Linked DNA regions of Homo sapiens: region 2 is linked to region 1. The links are chromatin loops, found by intact Hi-C in ENCODE. Cell type or tissue: tibial artery. All regions are shown on one strand. Links, peaks and the distances in the headings refer to the core of each region. The heading gives the core; the rest is flanking DNA. Region 1 has its middle 200 kb from the start of MIR302F. Region 2 has its middle 250 kb from the start of MIR302F.

Evidence for each region. A loop is a pair of places that touch in the nucleus more often than their neighbours do. Peaks named below come from ENCODE experiments on the same cell type or tissue, not always from the same donor. Only the 100,000 strongest peaks of a DNase experiment are listed, where the experiment ranks them.
Region 2: it touches region 1 in a loop (2.9-fold over the local background); 1 of 110 quality-filtered maps calls a loop at or near these places.

The regions. Positions count from the first base shown.
Region 1 is chr18:30,094,429-30,106,859 of GRCh38, forward strand. No RefSeq gene overlaps it. Among named protein-coding and RNA genes, the nearest start is that of MIR302F, 200 kb to the right of the region's middle. In tibial artery, for the core only: no CTCF peak of the experiment used is centred there; a DNase peak (open chromatin) is centred at 4,671.
Region 2 is chr18:30,039,179-30,051,609 of GRCh38, forward strand. No RefSeq gene overlaps it. Among named protein-coding and RNA genes, the nearest start is that of MIR302F, 250 kb to the right of the region's middle. In tibial artery, for the core only: no CTCF peak of the experiment used is centred there; no DNase peak of the experiment used is centred there.

The DNA.
Region 1 (12,431 bases), core at 3,079-7,078:
TCACTCAGAGAAACTAATTTTCTAAATCACTCAAAAATAGTCTTTAATTTCCTAAGACACTGTACATTAGTTTAACCTGATGAAAAAATAATTTAGAAGGAGATAAAAGGAAGTAAGTCTCAGTATATTCTGCAATTGTTTGTCTGTCTCTCTCATAACTGTTTCTTTCTTTCATTCCTTTTTGTATCAACAAATCACTAATCTTTAGGTTAGTGAAGTTTAGTATGTATTTATTGAGTTATTTTCACAGTTTTCTCTGTAGGATAAATATTTAACGCATATTCATTGAACTTAAGTGAGTTTTCTCCATCTGTTTCCTGTTTCTTCATTCAGTTGTGAGTAATAACAAAAGAATGTCTATGCATGAGAAAAAGAATGTTGATGAAGTAACACCAATTTGGGTCTATCGATATCATAAAATTACTAAAATGTTAAAAAATAATTTTGATAGTTTAGTCAAAATGTTTCTGTTACCACAATTATCAGGTTATATTTGTCTGTATTTTGTGCATTTTATTATTTTTCTTTTCAAAATAATTTTTCTCTCTAATATTATTTGTTTTCCTAAGTATCTAAATACATATATTTTCTCTTGGCTCTATATGTACATTTCCTTTGTATAAGAAATTTTGATGATAGGGAAAAGTTTTCTGGGGAAATACATTTATTACAAGATTATTTTAGTAATCATTTTAAATTATTTTAGTTTGTTGAGTCTCTTCATTGCAAGTTTTTTTCATTGATTTTTACAAATTTTCTTTTTTAAAAAAATCAACATAGTAGGAAAAGTTAATGAGAGTAAGATAAAAATAGAGTGGAATGACAGTTGCTGCCCAAAAAGAGTTAAAAAGAACTCTGGCATGATACTGTGTTCTTTATTCTGTTGCTTTCTTTTCTTTTCTTTCTTTCTTTTTCTTTCTTTCTTTTTTTTTTTTTTTTGAGACAGAGTCACGCTCTGTTGTCCCGGCTGGAGGGCAGTGGCGTGACCTTGGCTTACTGCAACCTCCACCTCTCGGGTTCAAGCGATTCTCCTGCCTCAGCCTCCTGAGTAGCTGTGATTACAGGTGCATGCCACCTAATTCTTTTTTGTGTGTTTTTAGTAGAGATGAGGTTTTGCCATGTTGGCAAGGCTGGTCTTGAACTCCTGGCCTCAAGTGTTCCACCAAGCACGGCCTCCCAAAGTGCTGGGATTACAGGTGTTTGATTCCATTGCTTTTAAAGTCCTACCTATTTTGATCTATATCTTTCAATGCACTAATATTGTTCCTATCATGTTACATCCAGGGAGTGTGTCATACAGGCTTTTTTTTTTTTTTTTTGGAACAAAGTAACACTATACCTTCTTTTCCATGCATAAGTTCATTATTATTTCTAAAACAGTAAAGTATGCAATAAACAAATTTCACACCTTGTCAAAGTAGTAATATGTAATCCAAATTTCTATTTTTGTATCCACCAAAATTAAAATACTCTTGATACAGCCTTAATGATGATCACTCTACTCTGATGTTTAAGTTTGTATTTCTTTTATTTATAATCAGTAATTCTTGTTCAGTGAAAAAACATTGAAATATGCAATTGGCAATCATTTTAAAAATGCTTATAGAAACAAAATAAACATGTATCTATGAATTCACATGAGGTACACACTCTTATCAGACATACAAAAGCTAATTTTCTGAGTAACTTGCTGTTTGTCTGTCTTCCTAACTGTGGTTGGTTACTCTATAGAGCCCTAATACTCTTTTTTATAATTTTAATATAACCGTTGCAATCCACTAATCTCTTCTCAAATGCATGTCAAACGAGAAAGAGGAGGTCAAAATAAATAGGAATTATCAGCTTTAGATATCATATCATTATTTTATTTGTGTGTTTGCATGTTTGTAGTATTATGTTATTTTTAATAAAAATTACAGAACTTACTATAGGCTTGCCTTTTCCAAAATGACATATACATAGATAGATACAGATAAATATGCATAGTGACATAGATAGATAACAGGTATTGCTGTTTTCTATTACCTCAATACTATTCATAATTAACCATTAATAAATAACAGCGACGTTTGAAATGGGAGAGCTCCAGTTTTACAATAATTTTCTTACAAAAGCTATAACATGCTAACAAATGATGAATTGCCTATTTGGTAATAGTCATTCAGGCTAAAGCACAATTTGCCTATTGATTACTGAAAGTTTTGACAATTTTCTATCCACTTGAGCCTCTTCCACATTACTAACACTATTCATTACGTCTCAGCAAAGGTATTTCACGGGGTGGAATTTTTAACTCAAACAGAGCCATCCTAATTGTGAATAGAAGTAGGTTTTTCTCCTCCCCCAAAACTCTTTGAAATTGTGAAGGAAGAAATAAATATGCCTTGTAAAATTGAATGAATTGTCAATTGAACAGTAGTTCTTGCGCCCCTTCTCACCAGGCAAAATGAAGAATTCTATAAGGGAGAAGAGGAGAAAAACACCATAAAATTGGTGTGGATTCTTTCACTGGATAAAGAAAAAAAAGTGTCACAGACAAAGAAAAGAGACTTTGGACTTGAAATATAATGAAAGTGATTTTTCTGAACAGATGAAGCAGATGGCATTTACAAAAGCTACTAAACTTTGTGAATAGTGTGGAGTTTTCTTTGGTTCTCTTCTTTTCAGAGAATATAGCAGTTGAAAAAGCAATGGGTTTGAAAGTTGATTACCAGGACTTCACTCCTGTGGAACCAGCTTAAATTTAACCCTTACTACTTTTAACTAACTGAATTTTATTGATAACCATTAATTCTAATGTGAATAATATGAGATACATTTTGAAAATATGATATTTGTTTGTCATTAAAATTACTGTTTTTACAAACCTCAAGTGCTAAATCTAGGAAAAGGCAAATAATATATCAATAAAGAAATTAAAAAGTTTTGTAGCTCTCTTAAACTGACCAATCCTTCTGGTAAGTAAAAGTTCTCTTAATAGTGTCCAGCATAAAGCAGGTAATGGATAAATGCATGCTCTCTCAACCACCTTTGGAAAATAACAAAGATATTTGTACCAGTCATAGAGAATAGTAAACAATTCTTTCAGTGTTCCTTAGATATCAATGCAATATTATTAAATATATACTGGCATTAGGACTATGAAATTCTCAGTCTAGATGTAGCCAATCCAAGCCGCTGTGGATATACATTTAGCTGCTGTGGATATACATTTAGCCACTGTGGCTACACATTTAGCTCTCCATATCTGAGGGTTCCATATCTGTGGGTTCAACCAACCATGAATTGAACACATCCCAAAAAAAAAAAAAACTATGAAAATAGCAACACAACAATAAAAAGTAATACAAATATAAAACAATCATTATAACAACTATTTAAATAGCATTTACATTGTATTAAGTGTTATATGTTATCTATTATTTAAAGTATATGGAAGGATGTGTGAAGGTCACATGCAAATACTATGCCATTTTACAAGCATCAATGGATTTTGATATCCATGTGTAAAACAGGGTCCTGGAACCAATTCCTCTGTGGATAACAAAGGATAATTGCATATATAACTTTTGTGTTGACTATCTAAAACAATGGGCTAAAACAGAGAGTCTTGGATTCATTGTATTTTAGAGCTATATGTTCTATTATATTGCTCAGACCCTGCATTTTACAGAGAATAACACTGAGGTCCTAACAAGTCATATAATTTACTCTAAATCTTGTGGCTAGTAACTAACATACCTTGAAATAATAATCAAGTTCTGATGCCCTAAAATGTAGACATTCAAGATTTTTCTTTCTCTGTATTTTCTTCTAGTGAACTTATTCATTTTCACAATTCCATTGTGTACCTAACTGTTGATGATGTCAGATCTTTATGTCCTGCTCAGTCTCCTCTTCCACTCAGACTCATATATCCAACCACCAACCGTTGGTGTATTACAAGCTCCTCAAAGTCACTATGCCCAAAATGAAACTCTTCTTCTTCATAAGTTCAGCTTTCAAAGATACTATCTCTAATCAACTCAGCTTCTAAGGCTAAAGCAGTGAAAGTCATCCTCATATACACTCATATCCAATTAGTCACATTTGTCAAATACCATTTTTTAACCATTTCTGCTCCTACTACATTCCACATACCTTAAGTTTCCTCCAACAGCCTCCTAAGATTTCTTAGTCCACGCTACGTCCATAAAAACTTTTTTTTTAATTTTGTGATTTGTATTTCCTCAAATGCTCTCTGTCTCATTTAGAACTTGCTGTTTTTCTGCCTGAATGTTCTTCCTTCCATGTACAAGCTCCACCAACCAGGCTAATTTGAGTCATCCTTCAAAACTAAGTCAAAATGCAGTTTCTTCATCAAACTTGTTGTTTGAATTAAATGTCCCTATCATGTGCTTCTATAGCTGTATATATAAATATATATATATACACACACAAACACACACACACACACACACACACACACACGCACACACAAGATCTCACTCTGTTGCCCAGTGCAGTGCTGTGATCTAGGCTCACTGCAGCCTCAACCTCCTGGGCTCAAGTGATCCTCCCACCTCAACCTCCTGAGCAGCTAAAACCAGAGGCATGAGCCACCACACCCAGCTAATTTTTGTATTCTTAGTAGAAACAGGGTCTCACTATGTTGCCCAGGCTGGTCTCAAACTCCTGGGTTGAAGCAATCCACCACCCTCTGCCTCCTAAAGAGCTGGGATTAGAGGCATGAACGGTCATGCCCAGCCTATCTGCCTGTTTTTAATAGCATAAGTGACACTGTTCATATTTTATCTCTTCTTATAATCTTCCCCATCTCTCTAAATTAGTCTGTAGAAAGGTGGTAATTACATCTTTCGTATTTACTGTTATATCTCCAAAGTTTATCCCAAGGCCAGAACATTAGTAGTCTTTCAATAAATAATTATGAGATAAATATATAAACAACTGAATTAACAAATGTCAGACATCATTCTTCAAAATCAAGGTAGAATGTAATTTGAAAAGCTATATTTCCAAATAGCCCATGTGTTTGTATGATTCATCTAAAAATTAAAACCTGTTAGCTATTGTCTGGTTTCTCTCTCTCTTTTTTTTTTTTTTTTTTTTTTTTTTTTTGAGATGGAGTCTCACTCTGTCGCCCAGGCTGGAGTGCAGTGGCACAATCTCAGCTCACTGCAAGCTCCGCCTCCCGGGTTCACGCCATTCTCCTGCCTCAGCCCCCAAGTAGCTGGGACTACAGGCGCCCGCCACCACGCCCGGCTAATTTTTTTCTATTTTTAGTAGAGACGGGGTTTCACTGTGTTAGCCAAGATGGTCTCGATCTCCGGACCTCGTGATCCACCCGCCTTGGCCTCCCAAAGTGCTGGGATTACAGGCGTAAGCCACCGCGCCCGGCCTGGTTTCTAATACTAAGATAATTTAACCCCCAATATAACTTTCTTTCCTTTTACCACCCTGAGTGTGGTTTGGTCAGACAATACAATCTTTAAAACATAGGCCATTACACACTAAAATTTCTTCAAAGGAAAAAAAATTATATTTGTACAGAGTATTCACACTCCGCATAATAAATATGTAATTAGTTTTTAATTATCTTTTATTTGCAAGTCCATTTAATTCATTTTATTTATTATTGATTTTTAAAAACTATTCTTTTCAGGATATAGCAATTATTATTGGTTCAAATTTAAGTATGAGTATAACACAGCATAAAATGTCATGTTGATTTTTTATATTGAAATTGAAGTTACAATTGAAATGGAAATTAATATTAAAAAATAAAAGTATGTTTATCTCTGTTAAGAGAATAAAACAGAATCAACAAATGATCCTCTCAATAGATATAGAAAGAAAATTTGCAAAGAAAAATTAACACCTATTCAAATTAAACCTCTTCAGTCTCATGAAGGACATCAATGTTGAGAAGTGTTTGTTCTGCTTTTTTGGAAAACGTTGTATAATTGGGATTATTTCTTTCTTAAACATTTGATTGACTTTTTAATGAAGCCGTCTGTGCCTAGATTTGAATTGTTTATGGTCTGAATTTTCAAACATGAATACAATATATTTCTTTACTGTAAGGCTACTCAGATGACCTACTTCTTCTTGAATGATCTTTTGTAGTACATAATTTTCTATAAATTTTTCCACTTTACCTGTTTCATATTTATTGGCATGCATTCTTCATTATATTCTCTTTAATCCTTTTTCTATGGATATTGCCAAAAAAGTTGGAGACCACTGCGCTATACAATTATTAATTCAAAATATATAACAAATGTTTTAGAGATTTGGAATAGCCAAAGATGATTAAAATAGTACACAATAAGTATAAATTATTAGAAATGAAATATTTACCTCTATCAAAATTAAATTATCTGTTGTATTAAAGACATTTCTAAAAAGAACAAAAATTGTAGCTACAACCTAGAATAAACTACTTTAAGATACGTATTTGATAAAAAGCTTATAACTGTATAGATAAATAATTTGTTAGAACCAATAATAAAATGAAACACAGCAAAATAGCAAAAGACTTGGAAATAGCAAAACAAGTCATAAAATAGCAAAAGACTTGAAAAGACATTGCAGAAAGGAAAATTTAAGAATGGTTGATAAGCACAAGCAAAGACCCTCAACATCATTTGGCATCAGAGAAATGCAATAAATAATATGATACAAATTCACATCCACTAAAATGACTAAAATCAAGTACCAAATATTGCAGAGGAAGTAGATAAACCCTCATCCACTGCTGGAGGAACTATAATAGTATGATCCTTTCAGGTAATACTTTCACAGTTTCTTGTAAGTTAAGCAACAGACTTCTATGACCTATTGATTCTCCTTTTAAGTATTTATCCAAGAAGTGGAAATACCTGAAATGTTTTTTTTTTTGTCAGCAACAAAAAGAAAGAAACTGCAACAACCTTGATGAGTCTCAAATAAACTGCAAAAATCTTGAATAGTCTCAGCAAACATTATCCTGTTAAAATGAAGCCAGACACAAAAGATCTCAAACTATATGAAACCGGTTATTTGAAGTCATAGAAATAGAAACTCATCAATAGTGGCAGAAAGAATATTAGTCTTTGTCTACCAAATGAACGTGGATGTATCTCCTACATATAATGTTGAGTGTAAGAATCTAGACATCAAAAGGACGTACTGCATGATGCTAATTTATAAATTTATAAATCAAAATAGAGATTAACTTGTACAGGATAAAAGAGGGACAATGACAGGGCAGAAGAGGACCTTTGGATTTGTTGGTAATATTTTATTTTTTGCTGCAGGTGGGATTCCATCGTGTTTATTTTATGCAGATTCGTCAAGGTGAACATTTATGGTTTGTTCACTTTTATTTAGGAATTAGTTCATTATTAATTTCTTTATTAAATACTGTTCATTTAATAATATTACATTGCACAAGACAAATATTTTATCTGGATTCAGTGACCTATTTTATAAGTTATTCCCAGAAGACAAAGTTCTCATATGTTGCATTACAGAGTTTTCTTACAAGGATTTATCCACCTACCCCATAAATCTGGGTATAACTATAGATGTTGGGGTCAAATTCTATACAAAATTCTATGTGGGTGTTCTTTATCTTCATAGTGACTGACGCTAGCTTTGTAACTGAAGTGAAATCATTGGAGTGATGTAAGGAACTGTCTTTACAAAATTTATTATTGAAGAATTATAGTTTCTCTTAAGATCTGTCAAATATTGATAAGGCTCTACTTTGATGGTGATGTGGCTGGGAGACTGGGAAATCCTGGGTAGAAGAGGGCGGTTCCCCAGCAAAGGCCCCAACCTCAAGCCTGAAGACCTACTGCCCTAAATGAGGACAGGCATTCCTGTTTTCACACCCAAAAAGTTGCCTTTTGGCCCGCCATGTCCCCTATCCTGCACCCATATAAACCCCAAACCCCAACTTCCAGAAGCCGACCAGCACCAGCACAGTGGAATGATGGGTAGAGAAAGAGAAAAGAGGAACACTGGAATGCCCAGGGGAGTTCGGCTGGGGTCAGTGGGAAAGGAGTCCGGCTGCTGGGCGGCCGGACTCCAGGAGAAGATCACTTTCCCACTCCATCCCCCTATTCCGGCTCCCCATCCAACCCACTGAAAGCCACCTCCACCTCTCAATAAATCCTTACATTCATCCTTCCAGTCCGTGTGTGACCCAATTTTTCCCGGACGCTGGACAACAGCTTGGGATATAGAAAGCTGTCACACTGGCCCTCTGCCCTTGTGAAAAGTCAGAGGGTTGATTGAGCTGGTTAACACTCAAGCCTTCTGCAGGCAGCAAAGCTGAAAAAGCTTTGTAACACTGGGTTTGCAGGCACCCACTCCTAGACACTACCACGGGGCTGGAGCCCAAAGCACTCGTCCTGGCCTTTTCACCTGCCTATCTGCATGCTCCCCCTCCCATAAAGGTTTGAGCAGTCAGCAGGGCAACCAAGCAGGTGAGCCACACCCCTGTGGCAGGTCCTAGAATGGGGATTAGGGAACTTCCCCATTTCAATGGTATATACCTTGGTTTTAAATCACGTTAACTCAAATTGTTTTCATTCATCCTCATAGCAAGGGTGTGGAAAGTAGGTAACATTACCAGTCCCGCAACTAGTGATTGAAGTGTAAGACTGAAATTACAGCTTTCTGATTCCTCTATTAGAATTCTTTCTGAACTCCCGCTTTATCATACTACTAGGCCATGTCATTACTTGTACTCCAATGCATACCAACCAGAGGGTTGTTTCATGCTTCTTTACAGTTGAAATACATTCACTAAATGTATCATGTTTCAGGGGTACATTTTTTTAAAATCACAAATAAGAAGTCTGATATAGGTGATAGTAATCATATCTCGATTCATGTTACTCTCTATAGATAATAGAGATCCGGGTCTAATTACCAGATGTTTGAGCATTTTGGTTTCAGTAGAAATTGTTTCTTGACACTCTAATTGGATTGGGAAAACTAAATGTGATAGAAACACTTTCAACATTTCTCCCTACAATACATATGTTACACCAATAATGTGAGATGAAAACTATGATCGTCAAGAAAGTGTTATTGTTTTAGACAGAAATCACCATTCTTCGTTTTCAAAAATACTGGCTTAAAATGAAAATATTATGTCATAAAAATTGTTGCATTTGAAGGAGCTATGCTGTTTAGAAAAGCTGAGGTTTAAGGCACATTATAAAATGTCAGTGTATATGAAAATTGACATACATATTAATTTTCAGGGTACTAATCTCTTTGATACAAAATTTAGACTTAAGAATATGATTTTTCTAAAAAAGCAGAACCTATTTTGAAAATGGGAGCTTTAAACTAGTTATTTTAACAGACTCATATACTAATTCTTAGGAAAGCTGTTGTATGCTTATCGGTATCAGAGGATAAAGAGTGAGCTTTAGGCCTAAGATTTGCAATGAAGATGAAGTTTCCATTCGTATATTGCATTTCACAGTTTTCTTATAAACATCTATCTTAAGCTGACATTCATGCCTGCAAAGATTTACCAAGTGGCTGTTTTAAAAGCAGTATAAACCTCAAGGTCATTTTCTCCTAATTACCCTCTGTTGCACAGAAACTTTATTGAAATGTTTTTTGCAAACTGAGACGTGCTGAATAGAAAAAAAAAAATAGACTCCTTTCAGGTTAAGCTTTGTGCTCTGTGACATATTTACTGATTCTTTGTTCTACAACTGGCCTTTTTATTACCTAATGCAATGAGATAAGATTCAGATAATAAATCCAATATATCTAACTGTCCTTAAGTCCAGATTTAGTTGTGAAACATGCAAGAAAAGTATCCACTCCTCTTCTTTACTATTGATTTTATCTCCTCATTTTTTTCACCCCACACTGAATTGTCAAATTTTCTCATTGTGTTAGATGTGACAAAGTCTATAGCAAAAAATCGTGACATTTAAATCATTCTATATAAGATTTTTCTGAAAGCCAGTTGCCAAGGAAGGGCAGTAAATATATGCAAGAGTCAAGCTATAGTATTTTTTTAAATGTGAAATTTTCTAAAAAATAACAACTTGTGTCAAGAAGAACCTCATCCCCTAACGCATACATTAAAGTGATAGCATCAACAGGCTTTGACAAGTGTGGAACCAAGTTTAAATACATTTAACCGAGGATTTTCTTTCTAAAAACAATTAGCACTACTAAAAATGCTTATAAATTGTACTATGTGATGGTAAATTATTTGATAATAACAAGTGAGTAGAACTTAGCAGAAACTGGTAAAGAGAAGTTCAGGAAGCAAGAAGAAGTGAGTAGACAGTATGATCAGTGCAGTTTGACAGAAAATGCGTCTTTTACCTCAGAATTAGCTGACAGCGGAAGCATTTTCTGCATCTTGCTCAGGCTTTGGAGCAAGTCAAAGTTCAAGGAACTTTGAACTTTGAGAAAGAGAGTAGCTTGACTAAAGTTTAGTCAACACAGCAAAGGGGAAACGAGCAGTTGTGAACACTTGGGCAATCACAAGGTACATGATACAATTTAAAATATTCAAGCATGTGTTAGAGAACTGGAGGTCAATATTAAAATATATATAGACATGTATTTTAAGTTCAGGAGTATATGTGCAGGTTTATTACATAGAAAAACATATGTTGTGGGGTTTGTTGTACAGATTATTTCGTCACCCATGTAATAAGCCTAGAAGTCATCAGTTATTTTTCCTAACCCTCTCCTTCCTTCCACCCTGTACCCTCAGGTAGGCCCCAGTGTGTGTTGTTCCCCTCTATGTATCCATGTGTTGTCATCATTTAGCTCCCACTTACAAGTGACAGCATATGGTATTTGGTTTTCTGTTCCTGGGTTAGTTTGCTAAAGATAATGGCCTCCAGCTCCATCCATGCTGCTGCAAAGGACAGGATCTCCTTTTTTTTTTTTTTTTTTTGGCTACACAGTATTCCATGGTGTGTGTGTCATATGTCACACCTTTTCTTTATCCACTCTACCGCTGATGGGCATTTAGGTTGCATCCATGTGTTTGCTATAGTGAATAGTGCTACAATGAACATTCACGTGCATGTGTATTTATGGTAGAAAATTTATGTTCTTTTGGGTATATACCCAGAAATGGGATTGCTGGGTCACATGGTAGTTCCGTTTTTAGCTCTTTGAGGAATTGTCACACTGCTTTCCACAAGGTTCAACTAATTTACCTTCCTATTAACAGTGTATAAGCATTTCTTTTTTACTCTGCACTGACACTTTTCAAAAGAAGAAATATATGCGACCAAAAAGTATATGTAAAAAAGGCTCCATATCACTGATTATTGGAGAAATGCAAATCAAAACCATAATGAGATATTATCTCACACAAGTCAGGATGGCTTTTATTAAAAAGTCAATAAATATATGTTAACATTCAGTCTATTCCCCTAAAAGAGACCCGGGACATGGCTGACTTAAATTTTTTTTATTTTTTTCTATATGGTACTTTTATTTTACTCATAATACATATAATACATAATCAACAGTATCCTAGCTTCAAAATTGTACTTGTCTACATAAAAAGTCTAAGGTATTTTCCAAATATATATCAATTTATTACAGACAAAAAGGAAAAAAAACCTGCCAGTTGACTAAATAGAATCTTTTTTTAATCAAGGATGACTGAGTTAAAAATACAGTGTACTAGCTATAACCCCACTGAGTATGATTTAAATAACTTTTTGGAAAATTTTCAAGAGCTATCACTCAATATGATTTGATTCATGCTCAGTAAATTTGTGGAGTTTTAGGTTTCAATTTTTTGGCTATTAGCTGTTGTTTTTTATTCCTTTTACCAATGAAATATTGTGTTCTTTGAGGCATACCTGTCAATATATTTTTTTAAAATAAGTAATATTCTCTGCCATTTGGTACTTCATATTCACAATTCCAAATAATAGTAATATATAAATTATAAATATAGTTACATACTTCTTTAAAAATAAAATATAAACATACACATAAGTAAATTATTATAAAATGGAGACAAAGGAAGATTTGTATTACAGTTTACATAAAATGCTATTAAATTCCATAAAGCCCCAGTGACTCATCCATGGCCCCAGGGCTGGAAAGTAGCATAGCAATGGTTAAAGCCAAGATCGGCTGAGGTCTCCACTACTACTGTCCCATTACATTATTACATCACACTGCCCTGGAGGTTAGCATGAACCCTAGCTAAAAATCTCAAGTGAAGGCTTGGAAATTTTCAGCATCAGATCAGTTACCCTTTTCCAATAAGGGAGGATTCAAAGAGCCTTTGAGAATTAAGTCTAGCAGCATACTGATAGGATTAGTGAATCACAAAATGTTAATATCGAAAGAATCTAATTAATCTAACTGATGAACTTAACTCCCAGTTGTGAGTTGTCACTTCTGAACCTCGTTGAGCCATA
Region 2 (12,431 bases), core at 3,355-7,354, 55 kb before region 1:
AAAAAATTGTGGATAGAAGGTGTTATTTATTAAAATGTTACAGTTTCAGAGAAGTTTTGATCTGTAAAGAAGACACTGAAGGTGGGAGGTATCTTTTTGTGTTAATATTGTACAATGTAGGTAGCATTTGTAGTAGCATTTGATGTAGCAATCAGTTGCTATTCACAAATATTTATTTTGAGGGTTATTTTAAACTAACAACTGATGTCACAGTGTTATTTCAAAGATGATGTCATTTTTCTGAAGGACTAACTTTTTCCATATATTAAGACTTCTCAATGTATCTAGTTTGGAGTTAACTATCATATATATATACATATAGTTGTCTATCTAAAAAGCTATAGTATGTTATCAATTGAGATTTTCAAGCTGTGAATTCAAAGGCCAATTACTTTGAATGAAATGGTCAAGTTTTTAAGTCTCCTGTTGCCCAAACAATCTAATAAAATTAAAGAAAGACAACTGAGGCACTGTGGAAACTCTTGGGCTGCATGCTGTTTAATGATCATTTTCAAACCAATGTGGTTTAGGAGCAGTCTGCTGGTGGTCTCCAGTTAAGTGTGTTGCCTTCCTTGAAAGAAAGTGAAGTTATTCCTGAACAAGCGAAATGTATCTCTAGTGATGGAAGTTATTGACTAGTATCACATGTGCTTTGTATGACCATAATATCACACATTCCCTATATCTTTAGCATTTCTATTCAACTCATCATTAGAAATATAAGAAAGCATACGCATAGAGAAATAAACTTTAAGAAGGCATATTGTGAAATAATGGCGACATTAACTATCACCAAAAACAGCAATAAAACCAATCAAACAAACAAACAAAAAAACTTTCCTTTAGATATTATCCTGAAATTCAGGATTAATAAAAAGGATACAGACAGAAACTCATCATGATTGGTTGGAAATAAGAAATATTGTTTTATTTAGTCATTAGTGAATCACGTACAAAGCCAAGAGCAAATAAGATAAGGATTACTGAGTAGAATATCAGTCCTGAATTTTAAAATAATAATCTTTTCTCTAATTTGATATATGGTCTCATAGCGTCATTATTTTTCTACAATTTAAAAAGGCATATACGGCCAGGCATGGTGGCTCACACCTGTAATCCCAGCACTTTGGGAGGCAGAGGCAAGAGGATACTTTGAGCTCAGGAGTTAGAGACCAGCGTGGACAACATGGCAAAACTGCACCTCTTAAAAAAAAAAAAATTAGCCATGGGTGGTGGCGTGTGCCTGCAGTCCCAGCTACTCAGGAGGCTGAGGTGAGAGAATCACTTGAGCTCACTTGAGCTCAGGAAGCAGAGGTTGCAGTGAGCCAAGATAGCACCATGGCACTCTAGCCTGGGCAATAGAATGAGACCCAGTCTCAATAAAAAGATAGAAAATAATTTTTAAAAAGAAATAAAGCCTAGCTATAAGAACCACATAACACACAAGGTGTCATGTGGCCTTGACTTCTCAGGATGTATTTTGCAAAAACAAAAAAAAAAAAAAAAAAAACCCCAAAAAAAACAGAATAGTCTCAAAGAGAACCAATCACCTCTTGAGAATGTAAACGACAAGGCCCATGAACCAGTCATTTTCAGTGGTGTGATTGCAGATTTCACTCAGGGGGGATGAGAATCACTCTAATCAGAGGTTTTATACAGGAAACCTTCAGATACTTGATGTTAATGGGACTTAATATTTCCAATTTTTTAAACCCCATTATTGGAGTAACCGCAGGATAGATGATAGAAAGCTGACAGGAGGTTTGTAGTTAGACTAAAAATCAAGGGATAAGAGCAAGAAATTATCTTGCAAAACTGAAACAGACAAAATAGAATCATTCAAATGGAAAATTATGAATAAATGGAAACATTAAATAGATGAATCTGAATTCTGTTGCTGAAGAGATTATTAGAAATAGGATATCCAGTTTGAACAAACAAACAAAAATAATGGATCTCAAGAAGACATTTCAATTATGTAATAATCACCTAGACATGCTCACTCTTAGCATATATTCTTTATCCTACACACAACTATTAATAATGAATGGAATGCTCCGAAGGTAAAAATTATAGAAATAACCGTATTTTTGGCTCAGATCTACTCAAAATCAGAGAGTCCTTCGGTGAGAAACTATATGAATGTTGAAAATCTAGATATGCATTTAGTTCATACACACAGTTTATTTTATCATTGGATAATGTACAATGGTGACAAACCCTGAAATACAAGAAATGTGTGAAGGCCTTTAATAGTTGATAGTTTTTTTCACAGTATCTGAGAATTCATCCAGGTGAAAATCAATGAATACAAGGAGTGTCAGAAGGCCTTTCCACATGACTCATGACTTCCCAAGCACAGGTTGGTTACAGTGGCAAGAAACTCTTTTGTAAGAAATGTGAAAAAGCATCTGGGAAGGGTTCCTATCTTACTGGCTACCCCATAGGTGATAACTGGTGAGAAACCTTACAAATGTGGTCACTATGGTTAATATGGATAAAAATTTTAGGGCTCTAGAAAAAATCTGTTATACTCAAGAATTATTTCTCAACAAAGAATCCATTTCAGTGAGCAAATTTAAAATGAATGTTATGGCTTTGAGGCCTTTACATATAGCTTTTTAACTATCTCAGTACCAGACAATCTATATTATTTAGAAACCCTATGAATTGAACCACTGTAAGAACGCCTTTCTTTTTCTGTTAGGATCACACAGCAACTTGAAAAAGAATATAAAAAAGAAGAAACTGCCCACAAACAAGTTATTTTGTTATTTTTTTAAGGGGAAGGTCATTATCAAGAGGCACTACTTTATTTGGTAAGTGAGCACTTTTGTCATCTTTTAACATTTTTAAAATAAAAAATATATATATGAAAGAGTAATTCGGTGAATTTTGCTCCCTTTCTAAAACACTGTGTAGTTATATGCAGAACTTTTACATCTCTCTCATTTATTTCACTATACAATGCATATTATGAATCTAAGCTAATTTCAGCAAAATTCTTATCACACTACTCATTTCATATTTTCTTCCTCTCCTTTTTCCTACTTCTTGATATATTATATTCTTCTATGAATTTGTATTTCAGCATAGCCTCTTTTATACTTCTGATTAAATACTTATAATTGTTTCTATATTACACAGCAAACATTATTTTATTTTGTAAGTTAGCCCGTTTAACAAATAAATAACTAATAAATACATTGTCATTAGCTTAAAAGGAAGATATGTGAGCTTTTTGGTTCTATCTTTCACTGGGTATTTAAATTATTTAAATAATCAGTCTGTTGAGGTATTACTTATATATAAAATTCAACAAATTTGGGTGTAAAAATTAAGGAATCATGATATCATATACATATTACTACAATCATCATATATAACTTTCCATCACCTTGAAAAATTATCTCATGGCTTTGTCCTACTTAGTATGCTATTCTCCATCCCTAGGTCCAGCAACCACAACTCTGGTTTATGTCACTATATCTTTGCTTTCTAGATTTTATATGAATGAAAGCACAACATACATAGGTTTTGTGCCTGCTTCTTTCATTAGACTCTTTTACTTATCATAGTATTATTGTTCTGTTTTGATTTTAGATATTCTTCCATGCTGTTGCATGTGTCAGTAGCTCCTTCTATATTACTTACTAATATTCCATTGCATGAGTATAGTATTTCTTTAATTCATTTACCAGTAAATGAACATCTGGATTTATTCCAGGTGTTGGCAATTGCAAATCAAGCACTGTAAACATTGGGCTACAAGTTTTGGTGGACATATGTCTTTACTTCTGTTGGGTGAATATCTAAGGATAGGATTGGTCTTTTGTATGCCAAGTGTGTTACTAACTTTATATGAAAGTGCCATCCAGGCGCAGTGGCTCACACCTGTAATCTAGAGGCTGAGGTGGGTGGATCACCGGAGGTCAGGAGTTCTAGACCAGCCTGGCTAACATGGGAAAACCAAGTTTCTACCAAAAACACAAAAAATTAGCCAAGTGTGGTGGCCCGCACCTGTAATCCCAGCTACTCAGGAGACTGAGGCAGGAGAATCACTTGAACCCAGGAGGCAGAGGTTGCAGTGAGCTGAGATCGCACCATTGCACTCCAGCTTGGGCAGCAAGAGCAAAACTCCATCTCAAAAAGAAAAAAAAAAGTGCCATTTTAAATTTTTTTCCCCAAAGTGGATGCATCTTTTCAGGTACATGATGTGATGTGGCTCTAATATAGGCTATTTTAGTTTTAGCCATTCTTTGCAGTGGTGTCTCACCGTAGTGTTAATTTGCATTTCCCCTGAGCATCTTTTCACATGCTTATTTGTCATCTGTATTTTCTTTGTTCAACTATCTGTTGAAATCTTTTGCCCATAATTTTCAACCAAGTTCATTGTTTTATTTAGTTATGAGTTCTTAATATAGTCAGGAACTATTTGGGTTATTAGATACATGTTTTCTTCTAACTTTTTATTTTGAAGTCAGTTTAGACTTACAAATGTGCAAAAATGATACAGAGAATTCCCTCACCCACTTCACCCAGCATCCTCTAATGATAATATCTTATGTAATTATAGCTTAATTACAGAAACCAGAAAAGTAACCTTTATTTAGTAGTATTAACTAATCCTGATTTAACCCTTGGCAATTTTCTACTAGTATATATATATATATATATATATATATATATATGTGTGTGTGTGTATATATATGTGTATATATACATATATATATATATATTTTTTTTTTTTTTTTTTTTTTTTTGAGACAGAGTCTCACTTGGTCACCCAGGCTGGAGTGCAGTGGTGCCATCTTGGCTTACTGCAAGCTCTGACTCTTGGGTTCACACCATTCTCCTGCCTCAGCCTCCCAAGTAGCTGGGACTACAGGCATCCGCCACCACGCCCGGCTAATTTTTTTTTTTTGTATTTTCAGCAGAGATGGGTTTTCACTGTGTTCACCAGGATGGTCTCGATCTCCTGACCTCGTGATCCGCCTGCCTCGGCCTCCCAAAGTGCTGGGATTACAGGCGTGAGCCACTGCACCTGGCCTAGTATATATATATATTTTTTTTTTTTTAACTGTGCTATCACTATTTTAATGATAAGCAAATTGAATTGCAGTAGGGTTAGGTAACTTCCCTGACGTCCATAGTTTCCAAGTAACAAACACTGAAATAGAAGAAGGAAGAGAGAGAAGGAAGTTGGAAGGAGATTTTGTTAAATACACTAAATGAAAATTATGTCTTTGTTTAAAACTTGTTATTGTTGGTAGAAGAGCTGAGGCAGGACTGCCTTGTCTGTCATAATATAAAAGAGTCTTGGAAGATGTCCAGGGTCAAGGGTCTAAAACCCCTCGTGGCCTTTGGAACACCAAGCTCTTTGCCAAAGGATGGAAGGCCACCCTGCCGCACCACAAATCTAAGCCCAGGGCATAAAACCCCTTGTGGCTTGGATGGAACCCAGGGCTCAGGGCATAAAACCCCTGGTAGCCTCTGGAATGTGCACAGACTTGTTAGTTCCTTGCTTCTTACTCATAAACATGTCCTTTATTATCTCAAGCAGCAGAACATATTCTATATGCATCAACGAAAATGCTAAACCATCACAGCTTTGCTTAATGCACCACTACCTTTCTACCCCCACGTCCTCACATCCTCACCTGTTTATCCTCACGTCTGCACATCCTCACCACCTGCTTGCTTGTTTGATCACCAATAAATAGTGTGGGCTCCCAGAACTCAGGGCCTTCACAGCCTCCAATCTAGCATTGGCCTCCTGGACCCACTTTATGTACTCTTAACTTGTCTTTTCTCATTACTTTGACTCTGCCAGACTTTGTAGCCCCCGCAGCCTGGTTTTGGGCCTGATCACCCCAACAATTATGTTGTTTTTGCAAAGTTTTTAGTATGAGTCTTTTTTGTAAGGGTTGTGAATGTTAACAAACAGAGGTTGTGAAATTGTTCCTGATTTTGAATTTAATTGGGGTGAATAATACATATTTTCTGTAATTAATATTCTTGAGACCTATTATGTTGCTGTTTTCCAGATTTCTAGAAAACCTGAAAATTAAAAACTATGTTTAGAGAAAGTAGAATTATTTAAATGAAATGTATCAAGAAGAAACCTGTAAGGACATTGAAAGAGTTATTTTATTATGTTACTGATCCATTCAGTGCAAAAAGCACTTTTAACTTTCTTAGGGCAGGAAAGTTTTAATACAGAAGTTGTAACTTATTTAACTTCTTATTTACAGAAGTTGTAACTTTTGTAAATTTTATTTTGATTTTGCATGTGTTTGTTTTATTTTTAATCAATAAAATAATTTTTGAATATTATGTTAAGAGTCTTGGCTGGGTATGGTGGCTCATGCCTATAATGCGGGAGCTTTGAAAAGCTGAGGCAGGAGGATTATTTAAAGCTGGGAGTTGGGACCAGCCTGGTGAAGATGGTGAGATCCTGTCTCTAGAAAAATTTTTTTTCCAAGTCAGCTGGGCATGGTGGCATAGGCCTGTCATTCCAGGTACTAGGAAGGCTGAGGTGGGAGGATCACCTGAACCCAGGAATTCAAAGCTGCAGTGAGCTGATGACTGTACCAGGGCACTCCAGCCAGCGAAAGAAAGTGAGACTCAGTGTCAAGAAAAAAAAATTCTTCACATAAATATGGCTGAATATCATCTTTAATTATCCAACAAGTAATTCCACTAGCCAATGAGAGCCCACAGGTCCGGAAGAAATCTTGGTTCTTAAAAAAGAAATTAGCATGTAGATAACACAGTAAGCATCAGACAGTGCAACAAGAAACTGAAGTATATAGAATAATTTATTTTAACAGGTATATAAGAAGAGTAAGCAACTAAGCACCATTGGGTGGTATAGAAATAAAGTGTCTAGAATAAATAGGCATTATATTATTCAGAAATTAAACTTGATGCTAACAGCAAATTCAAACATAGCTAATACTAATTGAATTTTTTCATTATGCGAGGCACTGTATAAGAGCTGCACAATCAATCTCTGCAAAAACCTACGAAGGAAATACTATTATTATCTTCATTTGACAAATGAATAAATTGAGACAGACATTAAATAACTGACAAAGCCACTCAGATAATCGTGGCAGAGCCAGTTTTGGAATCAAGGTTTTCAAACACTGGAGACAGACACATACAAACTCCAAGCTACGAAGTAATTTAAACATTATTTAGCCCAATTTCAATTGTTTAATAATATAAAAAGTGTAAAGTAGTCAAATGACTCACTCAGATTAGGCCAGTTCTTTAGGTTCTAAGTTGCACTGGTCTGATTTCCTGAACTTCAGCCTAAATATTTATTTTTATTAATAATATTACTGCTATTAATGTTGTAATGTTAACCATTTACGTACACAGATATATTTAAATATCTAGATATTTAAATATAGTTAAATTATGTGTATTTAAGTATATAAATAAGTACTTAAATATACTAATAAGGACTTACATATGTATAATTGATATATACTTGAATATATAATGCAGTTCATTCAGCATATTTTGATAACTTGTGAATGAGATTTGCAAGTGGATAAATAGAGTGATTTTGAAAATGTTAATAAATTACAAACTCTGGTACTAGCTAGAATTGATATTAAGTCACCATTCTATGAAGAACATTGGCTCGTTGTTAAAAATTGATTAAGAAGTATAATCTCTATATAAAATCTAATGCTGAAAATGTATTTTATTATATAAAGTTGTAATAACTTCATGTAATAACTGACAAAGAAAACAAAGAAGTTATCACAACTTTTTGTAACCATATTCAAAAAATGTTTAGATTTCTCTCATTTTTTTTTCTAAATATTTACTTACAGTGAAAGAATTTCAGAAATGTGATACATTCTTACTCAGCCACTTGAAAAAACAGCAAATTATAACATGAGGCTCAGTTTTGCTCAGGTTTAAGGCACTAGTGTTTATAAAAAATAAAGCATATCTGGAAATAGGCATAATTGTATGCATTTTAGGCACTGTTTAGCTCAACAATACTGTTTTTCAATTATTTCCACATTTAACCCAATAAAAATAATATAATGTGTATTTTTCAGTCCTGTGTAATGGTGTCTGTTATTCATGAACCTTAAATACTCAGTACATACAATTTAGTTTATTATTCAGTGATGCTTGCAGTCTGTTTTAATGCTTGGAAGTGATCAAAGGAAGCAAATGCTTTAGAGTTTATCTAGTTCCGCTTCCTAACCAAGCGAAACCCAAATAAGCTAGCTCAGCACAGTCCCAACCTGGTGTTTTTCATCATTTTTCAAATTCTTAACATTTGATTTGACTGATGGTTTCTGTATGTCCTAGACGTCACATTGCCATGGTCACTAAGTAAAAAAATTTAGTTTTTATATCAAGTAACTTCTGAAACCAAATAATAAAACTATAAACCTCAGTGAAGAGTATGACAAAATGAGAAATGATCTGAATATATTTATATAGTATATTATTTTTATACAGTGGTATTAATACAAATTGATTCTCCATTTTTCTAAAAGAAGACAAAAAAGGCATCTCACATTCTTTTCCAGCACTCAATAGAACCAGGGCAATATAGATATCCGTTTATTGAAATGATTTTCTACTAACATACAGTTAAATATTGTTCTCAATATGTGACGCACAAATCTTTCATTAATCATTAATTGGTATGTGCTGTTCATATGATTTCTTTTCTAAAGAGGTATAAGCAATACTTGTATTTTTCCCTGATCCTATAAACTAGTAGTGAGTGCAATAAACTGTTTTCTAGTAATGGCAGTTCCTAGAGGACGTTGTTAGCTCACAAGATGGAATTGTAGGATATATGTTGAACTGCTGTATTGAGACAGGAAGACCTCAGACACTTAACAGAATGTGTCTGTGGGAGTTCACTATTGTACACTATAGTACCTCAAAATCTTTAAGACTTGGCATGAAATAACTTCTAAGCACACTGCAACTGTAAGCTAACACGCTGACACTGATGTCTTATTTGGGTAAAATCAAAGAAATCATATAGCTGGGAAAGGATGAAACATCTATTTTCTGTGAGGTATCAACCACAAGGGAAGATACACCTTTTTAGAAGATTTTATTTTGATGCCAGCTAGAATCTTACAGTCAGTAACTCAGTTTAAAAAGAAGTAAGTAATTACAAAAGAAATATTCCATCTGTCTGTTATTAAAATGGGATGGATATTATGATTCCTAGAAATGGCTTGTTTAGAGACAGATTATTCAATTTTCTGGCTGGAATACATTCATTTTTGAAGACTGCATGTCTATGATATCAATTTACTGTACTTTGGCTTTTGATCAAACTATACCCATTAAATTTTTTGTCATGTTAATGTTTAAATTCTTTGGTTCTCAAAATCAATACTATAAGAGACTAGTGTATATCGACGGAAGTCTGCATTTTCTCTCTGTTCACAGATGGAATACCTAAACATCTTCACTGAGTCCCATAGACAATCACACAAAGAGGACTCCTCATGTGGCATACCACTCAGTTCTTTTTGTTTTGTTTTGTTTTTTGGCCAGAAAAGACGTGGAATTTTTTTTTTTTTTTTTTTTTTTTTTTTTTTTTGTTCTGAGAGGGAGTCTTGCACTGTCACCCAGGGTGGAGTGCAATGGCACGATCTCGGCTCACTGCAACCTCAGCCTCCCAGGTTCAAGCTATTCTGCCTCAGCCTCCTGAGTAGCTGGGATTACAGGTGCCCACCACGCCCAGCTAATTTTTTGTATTTTTAGTAAAGACGAGGTTTCACTTTGTTGGCCAGACTGGTCTCAAACTCCTGACCTCATGATCTACCCACCTCGTCCTCCTAAAGTGTTGGGATTACAGGCATGAGCTACCACACCCAGCCAGTGGAACTTACTTAACATCACTTAAGCAGTGATCACAAATTATCTGCAGTGAGCAAAGAACAAGATGATAAAACCATGGCAGCATTTCAAAGAAAACAAAACAAAACAAAACAAACGTGCATTTGTTGCTTCTTGAATATGTTGACTAGCAAAGGACAAAGATGATATTCACTTGCTGCAAACATTAAAGGAGTAAAAAACTTAAGTATTAGCAAAGCTGTTTTTGTCATTAAAGGCTATCCTATACTTTCTACTTGTAGCTTAATTGTAGCCAGTATAGAGATTGAAAAATTGTCTAGTAATAGATAACAAATACATAGTAATTATTATTCATCAGGCACTCTTTTAATTGCTTTACACATATCACTTTTTTCAATCTTTGCCAACTGATGAAAAAGGTGTTATTATTATTCACATTTTATTGGTGATAAAACTCACAAAGTTAGTGTGACTTACCTAAGCGTCACACAGATAGTTTATTAAATAATGAACATTTGAGAACCGGCAGTCCATACTCTTAACACTCTGTCACTACACCCTCTAAGAAAAGTAGTCTTGGTCACCATATACACTCTTGCAACCTACATACGCCTATGTTATGCCAGATTGGAGACAATTTTGTTCAGTATATGAAAATAAGAATATCAAAAGTGAGAGGCCGGGCGCGGTGGCTCACGCCTGTAATCCCAGCACTTTGGGAGGCCGAGGCGGGCGGATCACGAGGTCAGGAGATCGAGACCATCCCGGCTAAAACGGTGAAACCCCGTCTCTACTAAAAATACAAAAAATTAGCCGGGCGTAGTGGCGGGCGCCTGTAGTCCCAGCTACTTGGGAGGCTGAGGCAGGAGAATGGCGTGAACCCGGGAGGCGGAGCTTGCAGTGAGCCGAGATCCCGCCACTGCACTCCAGCCTGGGCGCCAGAGCGAGACTCCGTCTCAAAAAAAAAAAAAAAAAAAAAAAAAAAAAAAAAAAAAAAGTGAGAAAACTATGCCAATATTACACCAACAGAGCCATAAACTTGGGGGCAAGATCAGAAAACATGGTCAGGAGAGTGAGCACAGGCGTTGTGTGGCAAAAGAAGTCAGCCCTACCTGAGCCCACACCAGGATATCCCCTACTATTCAAATCCTCACAGGAGTCCGGTTTTGCCTTTATGACACTGTGCTTGATTGTAATTGTTCGTAAAAATATGTGCATAATAATGTCTAATCATTTGCTAAATTGTATTTTCAGGTAGAATACTATGCCTGACACATTAGAAGTATTCAATAAGTACTTTCAAAGGATTCCAAGTTGAATACTCAGGAAAAGGGAAACTAAACAGAAAAAAAAAATTATAAGCAATTCCTAAAACTTTGCAAAAGACAAATTATTTTCAAAAAGAAGTTGCAAATTTTAATGGTGTCATTTGTCTGCTGATCTTTCACTGTGCTTTTTAACTTGGCAGTAAGTTATGAGACTGCAAGAGAGATATCTAAGGGCACTATTCTTTTTGGAAAGTAAATCTCAAATAGATGCTTTCTTAAGTCTTCCAAGTATTTTTAACTTTGATCAGAAATTCATTACTGTCTTTCATATAATAAATTAGCTGTGAACAAATCAACTAAATAAGAAATATACCATTAAACCAAATGCATAAAATTCTCCAAGCGTTTACCTACTGGGAAAAAAATATTTCCATCCTATCTTGAGAGTTTAATTTAATCCACCTATAAATCAGCAGATAAAACAAACTACGGTGTTTGTGTGTATATATATATATATCTGTGTATCTATCTATCTACACACACACACACACACACACACACACACTGTGATATTATTCAGCCTTAAGGAGGAAAGAAATTCTGACACGTGCTAGAACATAGATTAACCTGAAATATATTAAGCTAAGTGAAATAAACCCATCATGAAACAACAAATAGTGTATGATTGCATTTATATAAGGTACTCAGAGAAGTAAATTTATAAAGACAAGAAAGTAGAATGACAGTCACCAAGGTTTAAACGAATTAAGGAATGGAAAGTTAAGGTTTAATGGGTACGGAGTTGTAGTTGGGGAAGATGAGAAAGGTTTGGAGATGAATGATAATGGTATTTGTACAACAACGTGACTATACTTACTATCACAGAACTGCACGCATGAAAATGGTTAAAATGGTAGCTCATGTTATGTATACTTTCCCTCAATGAAAAATAGGATTTAAAAAAGTTTTATTTGAAATCAACAACTCATCAGAAATATTGTCAAAATTGTATCCATAGTATTATAGGTTTCATTAAGATATGCATAATTATTGTTGAGTCTATTGAGATAAAATTTGAGATTTTATCTTATGAAAACAATGAATTTAGAATTTAATTTGAATCATTTAATTTTATTTTTCCTTATATTACTCAGATATTTTTATTTCCAATTAATTTGTCAATTGTTTGAGATACTTTACTTACTCTATTTTACTTGTTTATAAATCTCAATACCAGAAGTCATTCACTTAACATGTTTTAATATGTACAAATTTAGCAAGTAATGGTCTTGA